Regions from separate parts of the Homo sapiens genome. Here region 2 is linked to region 1. The links are chromatin loops, found by intact Hi-C in ENCODE. Cell type or tissue: B cell. All regions are shown on one strand. Each heading gives the region's core, and the rest is flanking DNA. Links, peaks and the distances in the headings are about the cores only.

Evidence for each region. Peaks named below come from ENCODE experiments on the same cell type or tissue, not always from the same donor. Only the 100,000 strongest peaks of a DNase experiment are listed, where the experiment ranks them.
Region 2: a loop joins it to region 1, with 10 times the contacts of the local background. A loop is called at or near these places in 2 of 110 quality-filtered maps.

What each region holds. Positions count from the first base shown.
Region 1 is chr17:6,649,018-6,654,380 of GRCh38, forward strand. It overlaps MED31 (mediator complex subunit 31), which reads right to left and starts at 2,588. Exons shown (of 4, transcript NM_016060.3): 1 at 2,484-2,588; 2 at 1,339-1,416; 3 at 965-1,061. The coding sequence starts at 2,511. It overlaps C17orf100 (chromosome 17 open reading frame 100), which reads left to right and starts at 2,745. Exons shown (of 1, transcript NM_001105520.2): 1 at 2,745-4,459. The coding sequence starts at 2,897. The coding sequence ends at 3,253. RefSeq lists enhancers at 2,003-2,062, 2,153-2,232, 2,303-2,432 and silencers at 2,683-2,762, 3,063-3,112. In B cell, for the core only: no CTCF peak of the experiment used is centred there; DNase peaks (open chromatin) are centred at 1,824 and 2,544; H3K4me3 peaks cover 2,631 bases; H3K27ac peaks cover 3,220 bases.
Region 2 is chr17:7,832,910-7,838,272 of GRCh38, forward strand. DNAH2 (dynein axonemal heavy chain 2) reads left to right here. Exons shown (of 86, transcript NM_020877.5): 84 at 1-19; 85 at 162-312; 86 at 470-833. The coding sequence ends at 624. It overlaps KDM6B (lysine demethylase 6B), which reads left to right and starts at 1,308. Exons shown (of 24, transcript NM_001348716.2): 1 at 1,308-1,441. It overlaps LOC124904106 (translation initiation factor IF-2), which reads right to left. Exons shown (of 4, transcript XM_047437265.1): 4 at 2,499-3,735. The coding sequence ends at 2,708. RefSeq lists enhancers at 400-1,011, 1,642-2,141, 3,810-3,859 and silencers at 1,280-1,439, 2,690-3,109, 3,130-3,189, 4,730-4,879. In B cell, for the core only: CTCF peaks have their summits at 2,075 (motif pointing right) and 2,290; DNase peaks (open chromatin) are centred at 1,122, 1,692, 2,532, 2,762 and 4 weaker places; H3K4me3 peaks cover 4,164 bases; H3K27ac peaks cover 4,057 bases.

The sequences.
Region 1 (5,363 bases), core at 187-5,186:
GGTGCAAACGGTCCTGCAGGCAACATAAGACGTATGTGCTTCGTGAGTCAATTGTTATTGGACACAGAAAAGTGACTTTGAGAGAAGTTTGAAACATTTTCCTCTCAAACTTTTTTTTTTTTTTAAAGGTTCATTATTGCTTTCTACCTGCTTAAGACAAAGCAGGGGTGTGAGTTCAAGGTGGGTTGGTTTTTTTTGTTTTTTTTGTTTTTTTTTTTTAACCATTAAAAGGGAATTGCTTTGTGGTTATAATATGTTTCTTGCAACTTAGTAAGCCTTAACATGAAAGTGTCTGCTGAACGACCTGAATGGTAAATATATATATATAAATGAGTTAATGCATATGAAGCATTTAGCACTGTTCCTGGCAAATAAGAGGCCTTAAATAAAAGACAGCAACTCTAAGACTCAGGTAAGATCACCTCCTTCAAATAACCCCAGAAACACCTTCCTTACAGATACCCTCTTTTAATTTCAGCCCATGGCTTATGCTACTACATTTACAGATTGTGAGTTCTTAGGGACCAGAAACCTGGTGAGATGGGAAGGGTGGTAAAAGACAAGGTCAGAAAAGGCAGGGCCAGATCGTATAAGGCTTTAGTCCAAGAAAAAAGACTGGATTTTATTCTGCATGGAATGGAAAGCCATTGAAAGGTTCTAAGCAAGAAAGTAAAGTGTTCTGATTTATATTTTTAAAAGATTAAGCTGGTTTCTGTGTAGAAAGCTGTTTTGCTTGGTTTGGGTTGGGGTGGAGATGGGGGCAGGAAGGTAAAAGTGGAAGCACAGATAACCAGGGAGTAGATTACTGCAGTGTTACAAGTTAGAGATGAGGGTGTCTTGTATTAAGACGGTGATAACAAAAAGAAGTGGAGAGATTCCAAATACATTTTTGCCAATGTGAAACTAAGAAATCTATTATATAATAAAGTATACACATGCTTAGGATTATAAAAATTAAACTTACTTTAGATACTTGGCATATTCTGGGTCTTTCCAGTAAAGCAAGTATTTAAGATAATTAACAAAAGCTTTGTCTTTGAAGTAACCTCTTTGGGCAAGAACTGAAAAGCATTAAAAAAAAAAATCTGTAGGTCAAACCAATCCTTAAACTGTGATTTGTTACCCCTAATATAAAGGATCTATTTACATAACACCCCCACCACCAACACACATTGGATTCAAAACACAAGTCCCAGTACGCAATTATATCTATATACCAGCATAAGTGTAATGTCATTCAACTGAGAATGTGTAAAAGTAGATACTATTTTGAACTGCAACTCTTCTGTCAGAAATCATTAATAGCTACTCAATTTAATGAGGTGCTTAACAACTTACAATTAAGGTAATTTGGGTTGGCTAAACATTGCACAAATTCCAACTCCAACTGAAACCGAAGTCGATTTCCAGCATCATCTAGGAGACAAGACAGCAAAAATCATGGAAAACAAAGGTCACTGTATATAATACTGATTTGTAGTAAGGAAAGAGCAATAAAGAAACCTGACTAATGTTGAGATGGTCTTCCTAAACTAGGAGTGGGAGGAGATAAACCTTCCTTCGAAATCTAAGAAAAGCGGAGCCCTGATTAAAAGGAGTAAGTTAGAAGTTTCTCTAAAGTTAAAGAGAAATCATCAAAGAAAACAGCAACACAAACGGAGAATTCCTACCACTCGTGGGCCACTATGTAGGAATTTTAACAGTGATCACTAAGGTAGGCTGTAATAACTGTGGCTTCCCCTATTTTAATAATGCGTTGTAACAACTGTTAACAGTGATTAAGTTTCGCAAACGCTAGGGGCTGAATCAGTAAAGAAAAACTTAGGATGCAAGAGACTGCGGAGAGCCTAAAAGATCATGCAGCGCATGCATATAAGAAGCACCAGGGTCAGGAGATCGAGACCATCCTGGCTAACACAGTGAAACCCCGTCTCTACTAAAAATACAAAAAAAATTAGCCGGGAGCGGTGGCGGGCTCCTGTAGTCCCAGCTACTTGAGAGGCTGAGGCAGGAGAATGGCGTGAACCCAGGAGGCGGAGCTTGCAGTGAGCCGAGATCGCGCCACTGCACCCCAGCCTGGGCGACAGAGCCAGACGCTGTCTCAAAAAAAAAAAAAAAAAGAAGCACCAGTAGCAGAATGATACACAAGTCTGGCGACGATATTTCAAACTTAGGCAAGCTCATGTGAGAAGCAGAAAACCAATCAAGGAGGACACGGTTTAACACACAAGTCCTCTCCCTTAGTCTCACCCACGCCAGGGAGCTGGTGGGGTGGTGTCTGAATAGCAAAGATGTGCGAACAAACCAAATCAGGAAAACTGCAAAGAGTACCTTAGTCTTTCTAGACGCTACAAGAGCCTTCTCTCCTCTCTGTCCAAATATTAACCCTGCCAAGAGTAAGGCCTGGAAGGAGGCCACGGGGAAGAGGTCTGGGTCAAGGAGAGTTCCATCTGCGAAGACTCCAAGATCAGAGAGCTACTCACCTGTCTCCATAGCGACAGCAGCGGCCATAACAAACGAAGACACCAAAACGCCACCAGCCTGACAGAGCAAAAGCCCAGAGACGCGGGCGAAGTTCCGGAAACCACGGCTCCCTCTTCCGGTCCCGGGGCACTGTGGGATATGGGGCGGGGCGGCTCCGCCCATCCCCGACCAGCCCTGGGATGGCTCCACCCGCGCTGGCTCCAAAATAGCGAGGGGGCGGGGCCCGGGCCGTGGGAGCGCCTGAGGGGCAGGAGTCCAGTGTTTTAGCCTTCGAAGGACCATGGTGCTTCCACGTCATCGTGTTGTGGCGCTCCCGGCTATGGCAGTACCGTAGTTTTCCTCTCTTCTGCCTGCGGTGACCATTGGGCTGTAGGGTGCCCCGAGGCCTCCCTGGCCCCCTCACGCCGGCAGAATGGCCTCAGCCCGAGGGGCCAAGCAGTCTTCGCCCCGGGTGGGGACCACCCGCTACACAGAGACGTCCACGGTCCGCGTGGAGACCTCGTCCCACCGCGTGGAGACGTCGTCCCGGCGGGTGGAGACCTCCCAGCGCCGCAGCGAGGGGCCCTCCCTCTCCCCCTCGGGGAAGCGGCTCCCTCGCATCCTCGAGGCGTCCTCCCGGCACGTGGAATCCTCCTCGCAGCGCACGGAAACGACCTCCCGCCACGTCAGAGCCTCGTCCCTGAGGGTGGAGACGTCTCTGCACTGCGCGGAGAGCCCGACCCCGCGGGCCAAGCCGGCCGCCCGCCAGAACGAAAAAACGGCCCGATGAGATGCTGCTTCCCAAAGGCCACCAAGGGGCCAGGGCCCTCAGCCAGGACAGAAAGGCCTCCAGTTGCCAGCCAGCCAGCCAGCTGCCAGGTGGACCAATCATTTTCGGTTTCATGGAAACAAACCATAAATCAATGTAAGAAACAGCCAAGCCGCAGTTTCTGAACACAGCCAACGTTTACTGACCGTCCTGCGTCTTGGACCAGCCTACTTTTGACCCAGTGAACTATTTTCACTTGAAGCCAGCACAGAAGGTTTTCAGGCCCAGGATGCTGTCTAAATCGGGTTGATGGACAAAGAGAGGCTGTTTGAGCCTCTGAGCCAGGTGAGTTTGGGATCCACAGCCCTCAGAAAACCTTCACCCCTTAGGAACAGAGACCAAACTGAAATAATGACCTGTGGAATGATTCCATGCCTGCTAAAAACTCGAGGGACAAGGAACAGACTCATAAATTATTAATTGGCCTTTGTTTATGTTTCAAAGTAAATGGTCGTTTTCTTTATGCTAAGTCTTTGTACCTGGCACCCCCATCCATACACTTTTTTAAGGTAGGTTAGATGTGGTTAAAAATGACAGTAAACCCACCAGCAAGCAAAAATAATCTTAGAAAGTGAGAGGAGGTCACTGAAACCTGGCCTGAGGTTTGAAGAAGATGGAGAAGAGTTATATTTATTGAGAACCGGCTCTGTGCCAGGCACTAGATGTTCCTCCACTTACGATGGGGTTACCTCCCGTTGAAACTATTGTAAGTTGAAAATATGGTAATTTGAAAATGCACTTAATACCCCTAACCTACTAAACATCATGGCTTAGCCTAGCCTACCTTAAACATGCTCAGAACACCTAAAGTTGAGCAAAATCATCTAACAGAAAGCCTGTTTTATAATAAAATGTTGAATATCTCATGTAATTTATTGCATACTGTACTAAAAGTGAAAAAGAATGGTTGTAAGAGTACTTAAAGTACTATTTCTACTGAATGTCACTTTTGTACCATTGTAAAGTCGAAAAATCATAAGTCAAACCATCTTAAGTTGGGAACTGTCTGTATTCTGGGAACTTGGGCTATAGCAGTAAAAAAGGCAAAGTCCCAGCTCTAGTGGAGCTTACACTCTGGTGAAAAGGCAGACAAGCAATGATGAAACAAGACAATTTTCTATTGTGATTAGCACTATGAAGGAAATACATGGGTAATGTGATAGAGAATGGAAGTAAGTGGCTTCTTTTGATAAAATGGTCAGGGAAGGCCTTGCTGATTAGTTAACATGTAATCTGAGATATGTGTGAATGAACAGTGATCTGGAACAGGTGCATTCTAGGCAGAAGAACAGCAAATACAAAGGGTGGATGGGAACCAGCTTTGAATGTTCAAGGAACAGAAAGAAGGCCAGTGTGGCTGGAGTGAGAGAGAAGCAATTATATAGACATGGAAGCAGAACGGAAGAGAGGAGTTAAAAGCAAGCAGGGGCCAGTCCACAGAAGGTCTTCTAAGCCACAGTAAGGAATTTGAGATTATTCTAAGGTCAACAGGAAAACATTGAAGGGTTTCCAACAGGGGAACGACATGATGCCATTTACATTTAAAAAATATCCTTTTGGCTTCTGTGTGTAGAATGTGGGACAGTGGTTCTCAACTAAGTGTGATTTTGTCCCCCAGAGGATATATGGCAACCTCTAGAGACATTTTAGTTTGGTTGAAAAGTTGTTGGGAGGGGGTGGGTGGCACATTAGGTGCTACTGGCACCTAGCGGGTAGAGTCCGGGGATGCCACCTGACATCCTACAGTGCACAGGTCAACACCCTCCCCTCTGCCAACGATGAAGAATCACTGGTCCCAAAATGTCAATAGTGCCAAGGCTGAGAAACACTGACAGTTCTAGCAGCTTGGAAAGCTAGAGCATGGTCTACTGGGACAGCGCACCACTTTAAGGAACAGTCATGGAAGAGGGTTACCTTTAAAAGTAAAGAGAAATCATCAAAGAAAACAGCAACACAAATGAGACACAATACCTACCACTCATGGGCCACTATGTAGGAATTTTAACAGTGATCTCTAAGGTAGGCTGTAATAACTGTGGCTTCCCCTATTTTAATAATGCATTGTAACAAT
Region 2 (5,363 bases), core at 1-5,000, 1.2 Mb after region 1:
CCTAGTGTATCCCCCCAAGGTGGGAGCCAGTTGTGCTTGGGGCTCTGAGCAAAAGAGGGTACTGGAAATAATTGGACGAAAAGGGAGGAGAGAGGGAGCAGGTCAGGGGCGCTGGCAATTGAAGTCTAGCTTCTCCCAGACCTGCTCCCATTTCTCCCCAGGATGGTGTCTGGGTCCGGGGCCTGTACCTGGAAGGTGCTGGCTGGGACCGGAAGAACTCCTGCTTGGTGGAGGCAGAGCCCATGCAGCTTGTCTGCCTCATGCCCACGATCCACTTCCGGCCTGCAGAGAGCCGCAAGAAGAGCGCCAAGGGTGGGACAGCTCCCCAGGCAGGACCTGCCTGCCCCGTCCCTAGTTTGGAACTTAACCCATTCTCTGCTCCAGCCCATCCCACACCCGCTCCTGCCCTGCTCCTGCCCTGCTCTCCCGGAGGCTCCAGGGGTCTGACTTCTCCTCTCCTTTCCCCCAGGCATGTACTCCTGCCCCTGCTATTACTATCCCAACCGGGCAGGCAGCTCAGACCGAGCCTCCTTTGTCATCGGCATTGACCTGCGGTCTGGGGCCATGACACCTGATCATTGGATCAAGAGGGGCACTGCTCTACTCATGAGCCTGGACAGCTGAGACCTCCTCCTCTTCTCCGCTTGAGAGAGAGGGTCAGGGACTCCAGGAGCTAAGACAGATGTTGCACCTAGGACTGAGGCCGGACCTCACTCAGACTTTGACCTTGGCCGAATTTGTGTGATGTGGCCCTGGAGATACCTAGTTGTGTTAGCCATAAAAGTGAAAGAGTTGTATTGGAGCTCAGTGCTGTAAAACACCCGCGACAACAAGCCTTAAGTCTCTCAATGCAATGGTGAGGGTCTGGGGAGGGAGGAAGCCCAGGCCTCACGGAGGACAGAGCTACTGCGGAGCTGCTACTGGACGGGGAAAGAAGCGAGGGAGGTGGGGCGGCCTGGAGCGGAACGGAGGCGTGGCCCTGAACGAATGGGCAGGGCGGAGCCGCCTGAAGAGGCTGTGGCTTAAGTCTCCGGGCAGGACTTCAGTGGGTGGGGCGGGGCTTACCTTAGAAGGGCGCGTGATCCAAATGAGTAGGGATTTGTCAGGCAGGGATCAGGGCTGAACCCCGTACACTGCACCCTGAGGCCCGCACCCTGAAGCCCGCACCCCGCACCCGGCATCCTAGCCGGCACCCGCCCTGAGGCGAGCGGGACCGGCAGAAGACGGGGCGGAGCCGGAGAGGGGGACTAGAGCGCGAGGAGGGGCGGGACCACAAGGGGGCGGGGCTGGGGAGCGGGGGTGCGGGTGTTTGTGTTGGAAAATCCAACTGCGCCACTGGGCGGAGCGGCCCCCCCAGCCCCGGCCTGGGAGAAGGGGGGGCCGCTCGACCCCCTGGGATACCTTGGGGAGCCTGAACACCTGGGACCCCCCCCAGAACCAGGTAACGGGGAGCCGCGAGGACGTCTGTAAAGAGGGAAACCCTCTCCTTGCAGCAGGGCAGGACGCCTGAGTCTCTGGAGGGGTAGAGCTGGGGATGGACGTTTGGGTCTTGGGAAGGGCACTGGGAAGAAGACTGGGGCGGAGGTCATGGGTCCCCTAGAAGAGAGAACGGCGGGGAAGGAGGAAGAACTGGGAGGCAGATGTCTCAGGTTCCAAATGTCCAGAGGGGCCTGAAAGGACTCCCCGTTCCCCTTGGGCTGGGATTCCCCTTCCCGACTCCAGGGCGGGGCGGGGCGGGGCGCGGCGGTCCTTACTGAAGGGCAGGACTAAAGGGCAGAGTTTGCAGACAGGTCAATGCCATGGCCCAGTAAGGTCAGATGTGGTCAGACTTGGGTGTGTCCCGGTCCCAGGACTACTTTAAGTCTCCCTCCAGTTCTCTGCACGGGTGAGGTGTAGAAGCCTCAGCCTGACCTTCCCACCAGCGGCCCCGAGAGCTTCCCAGCGGTAGCCTTCGCCTTCTTCCCACCACCCCCCTGCGCCTCCCTTTCACTCCGTCTCGCCCCGCTAGCCTCCTCATCCCTAGTCCTTCTCCCACTCCGCCGTTCCCGAACCCTAGCGCGCCCCGCACGGCTTCTCGGTGCGGAGCCTTCCCAACGTAGCCACAAGATGGCGAGGGCGAGACGCACCCAGGGCAGGTGGGGGATGTGACCGTGAAAGTAGCTGAAGCCCCCCGCCCCGGTCCGAGGGAAAGGTAGGCTGAGGCCCCCACTTGACTTCCTGTGATCTGGGCCCCCTCACAGGAAATTGTGGGCAGGAGGTCGCAGCGCAGAAGACGGGGAGGGGGCTGGGGACTCAATCTCCGCCTCTCCCGGCTGGGGTAAATAGTGGGGAGGGGGGCACGCGGGGTGGTTGCTAAGCGACGTAGATTCGCTTCCTGTTTGCTGCAGCTTATGTTGTGACACTGGTGGGGGTTAGAGACAGCGGAGGGCCTGAAGACTGTGGGGAAGGCCGAGGGCAGGACGCCTGGTTCCCGGGACAGGAAGAGCCCTGGGAGGAAGGCGGGGAGGTAGCGAGCTGCGCCGCGACCGAAGGGGACTCGGTGGTTGTCCGGAGGGGGTTAGGGACCGAGGCGCAGCGTTGACCTCGGCTCCCCTTCCCTCCCCTGGGTTGCTTGTCCTGTTGCCAGAGTAACTGGAGGGCGAGACTTGGGAGCCGGATTCCCGAACTCTCCCGTCCGCCCAATCCGCTCCAGCGGTCGGCCCTGACGTCAGGGCCCTGGCAGCCAATGGGGAAGGGGGATGATAGCGACAGGAAAGGGAGAGGGGAGGGGCAGCGGCGGAGGCTGGGAGGCAGCAGCTGCCTGGGACCCGCACGTGCACTCCCACACGCTCGCGCCCACCCCCCGCCCTGCGCCGCACGCGCCCGAGCACCCCCTTGCGCCTGCGCGGCGAGCCGGGCGCCCCCCTCCCCTCGTGGAGTCTGTGTAAAGCCGCCTGAGGCTGCGCTCTTCAGCCCCTGGGGACCCACACGTCTCGGTCGGTCTGCACCGTTTCGCCGGTCGCGACCATAATGCCCAGCCTGGCTCGGGAGGGCCGACTACCTGTTCCCCACCTCCCCCCAGCTGGCGCCCCACACTCCCAGGTGGGCTGGGCGGAGCTGTGGTTTCCGGCCCCATCTGCTCGGCCGCTGCCTTCCCGGGCTCTGGCTTAAGTTGCTTTCCCAAGAGAAAGCGAGCGGGTACCAGCGCCCCTTCCCAAGGCTTCTCCCGCCCGGGCCCAGCTGCTGTTGGTGGCGGAGGAGGGCACTGCGGGGAAGCCCCGGACGGCCCAGGTGATTCTTCTGGGCCATCACGCCCCTTCTTCGCGTGAATTCCTGCTCTTTGATGTGCACCAAAACCCTTCCCATTCCTAACGTTTCCTCCTCGTTCGCCCCGGCGTTCTTTGCACCTCCCTCGGCTCCTTTCGGGCTGTCTGTCCCTGTCTCCACTCGTCCTTCTTCGCTTCTCCCGGTTATATAACTCTTCCTCTCGCCGTGTCCTGGTTTCAACTCCACAGACTCCGCCCTGGAACAGCGCGGGGAGGGGCGGGAGAGTTGGGGACCCAGACAGATTCCGGCTGGCGGCCGGCTGGGGCACGGGGGATCCTGCAGATGGAAGACGGAGCCCCGCGGGACCCGGTGCCCCCGTCCCCGCCTGCCGGCCCCCACCGAGATCTCGCCCAGGAGAGAGAAGGCACAGTATCTCCGAGGGGCGTGTCGGGCCGACTCCCGTCAGAAATGTGGGTTGGGAGGTCAGGGCTGCAGGCGGAGAGGAGGAGACAGGCAAGAGGCCTGAGTCCCTGGGATTGGAGTCGTATTAGGGGTAAAAGAGATAAGGACGCCTGGGTTTCTTCTTATGTCTCCTTTTTGGGTTCCCAGAATTCCTAAGGGTGTTTCCAGTGTTTCCAGGAAGCTTAGCCAGCACACCCACTCCGCCCCGTAGGGGTCAAAGGTCTGTGTTAGAGGTGGCCTGGGATGATGTCACTAGTGCACGTGCCCCGGGATGGTTGCCAGGCAATGAGGCTTCCTCCCCCTTCTATTCCCTCCCACCTCTGCCCCGAGTCCAGTTCCAGTCCCGTGCCATCTCTTTCCCCTCTCCCTTCCCGTGGTCTTAGCATCCTGCAGGTGGGAAACCCCGGCCTGGAGTTTTGTGAGGGGGAGGGGCACGGGTGTGGTGTGGCTGAAAGACTTTGCCCCTTTGCTGGGCTGAGGGAGCCTTGGGTCACTTTTCCCTAGATTGGCACAGAAGAGCTTCCCCTCCAAGGCTCCGCCCCCATAGAAAAAGCTACCTAGCCGTCATTTTACTTTCCCACCTGCTGCATGGCCAAGTGTCCTATTGCCCCCTTCCCCAGATTGATTTGAAGTGGGAGTGGTTGAAAGACGGAAGAGTTGTGTGTAGTATGGGGGGGGGTTCACTACACACCAGCTTATCCCTGAAATCCCCATAATGGCACACCCCCATCTGCAAACAATGAAAGGAAAAGGGTCAAGAAACAGTATTAGGCTGAAAAGTCAGGGTCTTTATTGTGTGTATGCGGGTGAATCGGTTTGTAGCCTCTCACTTGGTGGAGGGGGACTCAGTTGATTGCTATGGTTGTTCTTCTCTATTAAGTCCCAGGGTTGGTGATGGTATTGGAATGAATCGGTTTGTGCTTTTATGTACCTTAGAGCTTGGGCTGTCAGATCAGACCTGGATTCTAATTCTAGCTCTGTCACTTAGTGGCTACTAGGACTTGGAGAGGTCAGAACCTCTCTGAGCCTCGTATGTTAATCTTGAACATTTAAATATCAACACCTACCTTGAAGGCCGCTGGGAGGAAAAAAATGAGATAATTTATGCAAATCACTTAGCACAGTGCCTGGCACAGAATGAACACAGAATGAGTGCTTGTTGTTATGAAATACTTTTATTATTAAATGGTGTTAGTTACTAGTTTATTATTATTGCTGTGGGTCTGCTCCAAACCAGCGGTAACCGTAGGAGTTTGTTAAGGGGTAGTGGATAGTTTGTGTTAATTTGGAGATTGGGGTTAGGGGGCTGGGGATTAGCTTCAACTGCTTTGTGCATTTTATTTGATGAAGGCTTTAGGCAGATTTGTATTGCTTTCTTTAGGATTATTTTTTTTTCTCTTGGACAAGAAATAGCTAAGACTATTCCGTGGGCCTTGAAAATAAAATAATTGTATTATGGTTCTTGATTTTGAAGCAAGACCCCAGCCCCCTCCCGTGTTGATCTCTGGAGCCTTTCGTTTTGCAGAGGGACTCCACAGTTTCTCTAGTGGGGACAGGGCTAGGCTGAGGGGTGTGTAAAAGGTTGGGGTGGGTGGGTGGAGAGAGACTAGTGCTGGGGGCTGGGGGGGCGGGTAGTTAAAGGAAGAGACCGGAAG